Linked DNA regions of Homo sapiens: region 2 is linked to region 1. Evidence: chromatin contacts called from ENCODE POLR2A ChIA-PET data. All regions are on one chromosome and are shown on one strand. The core of a region is the stretch at or near the end of the contact, and the rest is flanking DNA. Distances in the headings are between cores, read along the strand shown. Region 1 overlaps SIPA1L3 (signal induced proliferation associated 1 like 3). Region 2 overlaps SIPA1L3 (signal induced proliferation associated 1 like 3).

The links. ChIA-PET counts read pairs that join two places held with the same protein, here RNA polymerase II (POLR2A).
Region 2: POLR2A ChIA-PET joins it to region 1 with 10 read pairs in BJ. The contact joins two enhancer-like sites. POLR2A ChIA-PET finds 5 or more read pairs at or near these places in 4 of 52 experiments (BJ, OCI-LY7, WTC11 and 1 more).

Annotation. Positions count from the first base shown.
Region 1 is chr19:38,001,677-38,004,886 of GRCh38, reverse strand. All of the region lies in intron 1 of SIPA1L3 (signal induced proliferation associated 1 like 3), which reads right to left. Among named protein-coding and RNA genes, the nearest start is that of SIPA1L3, 96 kb to the right of the region's middle. RefSeq lists enhancers at 349-468, 875-1,406. Within about 2 kb of position 1,431, at least 36 of the 41 ENCODE cell types and tissues checked have a DNase peak (open chromatin) inside an H3K27ac peak, as active enhancers do.
Region 2 is chr19:38,182,355-38,185,403 of GRCh38, reverse strand. SIPA1L3 (signal induced proliferation associated 1 like 3) reads right to left here. Exons shown (of 22, transcript NM_015073.3): 16 at 2,664-2,885. Among named protein-coding and RNA genes, the nearest start is that of SNORD152, 21 kb to the right of the region's middle. Within about 2 kb of position 1,694, at least 7 of the 41 ENCODE cell types and tissues checked have a DNase peak (open chromatin) inside an H3K27ac peak, as active enhancers do.

The DNA of each region.
Region 1 (3,210 bases), core at 182-2,681:
AAAGACAGACTGAATATAAGAGAATGAATAACGCAGATCTAGAGGTGGGGAGTGAACAAGTGAGGAAGAGAATGCAGATACAGTGGCATGTGTGTCCTGGTTCCAATCCCAGCACCCAGCCCGCCCTTCCTCTATGGCAGGTTTTGCAACCAGCCTGCTAGTGTGAGCTCACCCCTCTTATTAGTGATTGGTTCGGGGAAGATCACATGACCAGTGCTAGTCCAATCAGACAGGAGCTCTGAGGTTTTGCATGATAGTTCGGGACAGATACCTTCTTTTTCTTTCAGGACAGGGATAAGGACACAAGCCTGAGCGGGTCCTGGCAGCTGGTGTGCAACTTTCAGGGGAGCCACGTTTGAGGATGACACTGACATCAGAGGGAACAATAAAGAGACAGAAGGAAAATGGGTCACTGGCAATAGCCCCAGGCTCCTGGACCAGCCAGCCCAGACATCTGCCCCACCTCTGGGCTTTCCAGTTGAATGAGCCAATCCTTTCCCCTAAAATTTATGTCTATTTGAGTTGGTGTTTTTGTTACTTGCAACCAAGTAACTGACTGGTCCTGAGGCTTTCTTCAGGTCTCTGGGCCGCCCCAGGAGCCTCTGGTTAAATGCCCACTTTTTGCCTAAATTGCTGCAGTACAGGAATTTGGCCAATGACTCAACTTGCCGAACTTGCCCACCGCCTCCCCAGCTCTAGAATGGGGATAATTATATACACTTGATTGAGCTGTTAAATGGATTAAAAGTGATTTAAAGACTGTCTAGCACACTGTAAATTCTCAACACGTTAGCAATTACTATTCGAAAGCACTGAAGGGTAGCTGAAAAGTCCCAATCCCAGTGAGCAATCAGCCACATCCCTCCCCTGTCTTGTTTGTAGTTCCTTTGTTCAGGTCAACAAGTCCCCTCCTCACAAACAGTCCCAGAGAACAGCTAACCCAGTTTCTGTCAGAAGGGTGGCAAATCTGGCCTGGGGGTGGGGGTGGGGGATGGATCTGAAATGAAAGAGATTTGACTCAACTTCCCGGTTGCTGGGTGGCGGAGGAAGCCCTCATGAGCTCATTTCTCTACCAAATACAAGCTGGGGTCTAAAGTTTCAAAACACAGGCTGGGGCACGCTGGCACAGTCCCGAGAGAGGACAAAGGAAAGAGGCGGGATGGAAGAGAAACCGCCACATGGCAGGTTCCACAACGAGCTCTCTCGGGAGGAGGCTCCTGGGCTGGATTCCAGCCACATCCGTTCTCTGGGCAGCTACGAGGCAGCAGGAAAAAGGGACCCTGCCACGTCTGTATTTACAGCTGGGAACTGGCGGTGGCACGGGAAACTCGGAAATAAACTCAAGTCAGGAAGTGAGAGGTGCAAGCTGCTTCCATAGCAACGCCCATCTGGGGATCCCTGCCCACAGCCGGAATCATTCAGAAGTGGGGCTTATCTAGAGACATACACCAAATTCACGTTTTCCATTTGCACCCAGAAAATGACACTTAAACTATACTTCCTTGGGGAGCCTCTGTGAATCTCCCTGTACTACAGCTTGAAAAATCCCATTCTTCTTCAGAGCACGCAGAACACAGTACTTATCCATATGGCTCTGCGGTTCTTGTGTTTTCTCCCTGGCTGTGGGCTCCACCAGGGAGGAGCTGTGCCTGCCTTGCTCATTGGTGCCTGGCCCAGAGTAGGGTCTTCAGTTGATGTTTACTGAATAAACTCTCCTGTTTTCAGTCTTATTTTTATTTTATCTTTTGAGATGGAATCTCACTCTGTTGCCCAGGCTGGAGTGTGTGAACTCGGCTCACTGCAACCTCCACCTCCTGGGTTCAAGCCATTCTCATGCCTCAGCTTCCCGAGTAGCTGAGACTACAGCAGCATGCCACCACGCCTGGCTAATTTTTTTGTATTTTTAGTAGAGATCGGGTTTCACCACATTGGCCAGGCTGGTCTCGAACTCCTGGCTTCAAGTGATCCACCTGTCTTGGCTCCCAAAGTGCTGGGATTACAGGCATGAGCCACTGTGCCCTGCCAGCACACCAGTGTTAACAGCAGCATTATTCACTATAGCCAAAAGGTAGAAGCATCCCAAGTGTCCATCAACAGATAAATAGATAAGCAAAATGTGAGATATATATATATACATATAAATTTTTTTTTTTTTTTTTTTTTTTTTTTGAGATGGAGTCTCGCTCTGTCACCAGGCTGGAGTGCAGTGGCGTGATCTCAGCTCACTGCAACCTCCGCCTCCCAGGTTCAAGCGATTCTCCTGCCTCCTGGGATTACAGGCGCACGCCACCACTCCCAGCTAATTTTTGTATTTTTAGTACCGACAGGGTTTCACCATGTTGGCCAGGATGGTCTCAATCTGTTGACCTTGTGATCCGCCCGCCTCAGACTCCCAAAGTGCTGGGATTACAGGTGTGAGCCACCGCACCTGGCCACAAAATGTGATATATACATATCATTATTATTTAGCCTTAAATATGAATTGGAATATTATTTAGCCTCATAAAGGAAGGAAATTCTGATATATACAACATGAATGAACCTTAAAGACATGATACTAAATAAAATATGCCAGCCACAAAAGGACAAATACCGGATGATTCCACTCATAGGAGACACTTACATTCGTCAATCTCATAGAGACAGAAAATAGAAAGGTGGCTTCCAGGGACTGGGGTCTTGGGGATGGAGAATATTGTTTTTCAGAGACAGAGTTTCAGTTTACAAGATGAAAAATGTTCTGTGGATGGATGATGATGGATGCACAACCATGTGCATGTACTGAATGCCACTGAACTGCACACGTAAGGTACATTTTTTTGGTAACTATATCTATCAGTAATGTAACTGGGCATAATAAAATTTCAGAAAATTAAACACTTGACTTCTAGGTTACTAAATGAGTTGTGCATATTTTCTTTTTTACAGTTTCCTTAAAGGTATAACTGACAAATAAAAACTGTTCATACTTAAGGTGGACAACTTGTATATACATATACATTGTGACAAAATCACCACAATCAAGCTAAAGCTAATTATAAAATATAAAAAAAATTTGTTATGTATATTGTGCCACAATAAAAGTTTTAAATGGTTAATTTTGTGTTATGTACATTTTATCATATTTTATCATAATAAAAAAGTACTAAAAAACTGCAGGGCCAGGCACGGTGGCTCATGCCTGTGATCCCAGCACTTGGGGAGGCCAAG
Region 2 (3,049 bases), core at 445-2,944, 180 kb before region 1:
TGAGGAGGGTAACAGGGTTCAGCAGGGCCCAACTTGGGCCACACTGAAAAGTGGGGGCCTTATAGTATCTACTTATTGGGGTCACGTGAGAATCAAACAAGATCCACACGTCTTATGTTCAGGATGGAGCATGCCCTGTGTGCCAGGCACGTTACAAGTGCCTTGTGACTAAGACGGTGGCACCTGTTTCCCATGGGGGACACGGGATGTGGAACAGAGTACAGTGACACAGAATGACAGCCTGGGCTACTGAAGGCCAGGAGGACCTGTTTGAGGGGGTGGCATTAGAGCGAGTCCTCATGAGCTGCACCCAAGAAGATCTGGAGGGAGCTCACTGGAGGCAGCAGTGAGAGCCAGTGCAAAGGCCCTGGGGTGTGCCTGGACGTGGAGAGTGTGAGGAACAGCAAGAGGCCAGTGTGGCTGGAACAGAGCAAGGAGGGGAGAGTGGATGGGAACGAGGGCAGAGGTGAGGGGCAGATCATCCAGGCTCTGAGCGGGAGTTTCGGCAAAGAACATGGCGCCTGGTATAAACGTGTGTAGTCAATGTGAGCCTGCATCATTAATCCCGGGAGCATGGGGAGGCTGCTGAGTTTTTAAGCAGTTTTAATCATCAGTCTAGTTTTCAGAATCCCCTCTGGCTCTCAGTGTGAGCTCAGCACACTTGCCTGCTGATATCTCCAGGGACACTGTTTCTGTCTCCTGACACGTCTCTCCCTCCAAGCTCTGTGTCATCCCCGGATTTGAATGTCTCCATGTAGGTCATGAAAGATGACACTACAAAGAACAGGATGGAGGAGGGCAGAGCCCCTCACTCAAGAGACGTGAGCCTTGACCCAGGCTTCCTGGGCTCTGATCCAGGCTGTGTTCCTCACCAGCCCTGTGACTCTGGGCCTCAGCTGCCTCATCTGTAAAAGGGGGAGGACAGGGGCCGGGCGCAGTGGCTCACGCCTGTAATCCCAGCACTTTGGGAGGCTCAGGCGGGCAGATCACTTGATACCAGGAGTTCAAGACCAGCCTGACTAACATGGTGAAACCCCGTCTCTACTAAAAATACGAAATTAGCCGGGCTTGGTGGCGCATGCCTGTAATCCCAGCTTCTCGGGAGGCTGAGGCAGGAGAATCGCTTGAACCCGGGAGGCGGAGGTGGCAGTGAGCCGAGATCACGTCATTGTACTCCAGCCTGGGCAACAAGAATGAAACTCCGTCTCAAAAAAAAAGGGGTGGGGTGGGGGGAGGACAGGTCCACCCCCATGGAGCTGTTGTGGGATCCAGTAAATTCATTCGCATCAAACCACTTAGAACTGAACCTCGATGTGGTGAGTGCTCAGGCAATGTTAGCTCCTGTATCCTCCGACTGAAAAACAAAACCCTTTCTCAACTGCACACCCCTCTCCTCTTTCACTTTAAAGCAAAATGCCCCAAATGAACTGCTCACGCAGCTCCTCAATTCTGCCTCACCCTTTTCTCCTGAACCCTCCGGCGACCTCTGGGAGGATTAACCCTATATAGTCGGTTCTCAGTCTCATCACCCTGGCCTGGGCCCAGCCTCCTCGCCCGAGCTCCGCCTCTCCTGGCCCTGGCCCCGCCTCCGCACCTCTCCGCCTCCGCACCTCCCCGCCTTCCCCGGCTTCTCACTTTGGCTCAACATCAAGGGGTTTCAGTCTCAGTCCCACATTTCTCCTCTCTCCACACCCTGCCTTAGGGGCTCTTCCAGCCTCGCAGCTCTAGGCTGATAACACCCAAAGTTCTCCCTCCAGCCTGACCTCTCCACTGAATTCGGGATTCCTTACTCAAGGGCCCCCCTCACGCCTCCGTCTGGATGTCTCCTGCGAATCTCGCACCGAAGCATCCAGGATTGAGCTACTGTGCCTTCCCCAAGCCTGCTCCCCACTCAAGGCAAGTCTGTCCTCCGGGCTTCAAGACGACGCACCATCCTCAACCCCTCTCTTTCTCTCACACCACATCCACCCTGCCAGCAAGCCCGGTCTGCTCCATTTCAGATAATCTATCCGGAACCGCCCCCTTCTCACCCTCTCCGCCCCCACCCTGCTCCCGCCCCTTCGTCTGCGCCTGGACCATGACAGCAGCTCCTCCCTGCTCCTCGCAGGCTGTTCCCCACACGCAGCCACAGCGACCCTGGAATGCCCAATTTAGATCCTGCCCCCTCTCTGCTCCATGCCCTCCCGTGGCTCCATCTCAGTCAGGGAAGATGCCAAGTCCCTTCCACGTGGCCCTCAAGACCCTCCATGGTCTGTCCCCATCCCTCCCTGACCTCATGTTCCCACACCCTCCCCTGGCCCAAACTGTTCCAGCCACCCCGGCCTGCCCACAGGCAACCGTGTCACTCACTGCCTCAGGACCTCTGCAGCTGCTATGCCTTCTCCCTGGAATGTTCCACACCCGGATATGGCACAAGGATAACCACCATTGACCTATTGCGTGCTTCTCTTATTCTACTTATTGTTGGTCACCCCAAATGGAATGCCAGCTCCCCAAGAGGGGTTCTCGCCTGTCCTGCTTGCAGCTGCAGCCCCAGTGTGTACACTGGTACACTGGCCCACAGTCGTCTGTGCAATGACAGCATGTGGCATCACCCTCTTTCCGCCCCGGAGACGCCCTGGTGTGGATCTGGCGGGCGCCTCGCTGGACGTCCAGGCACTTACTTCTTTGGGTCACTGAAGGGGAGTGGCCGTGGTGGGGGCTCCTCCGTTCTCTTCCACCCTGTTGGGTGCTTATTGCGTACAGGCTGCTTGGAGAAGAAGGACTTGGGGACGGAGGCGGAGAGCTGAAAGGGGCTGGGCTGGGCCAGCTGGGAGGGCCGAGGAGTCTCTGCACTGGCAGTTTTGTAAACCTGAGCGGGGTAGCCAACCCTCGAGCCCATGTCACTGCAAAGCAAAAATGAAAGAGATAAAAAAAACCAAATCCATTCCACATTTGGCAAGACAGAGCTATTGAAGTTTACTCTTGGGAATCAAAAAAGTTCATTTGCACAAGACAGACACAAATATATTACCGCTGTGGAAAATTCCAACAGTATAGACGCCTATCT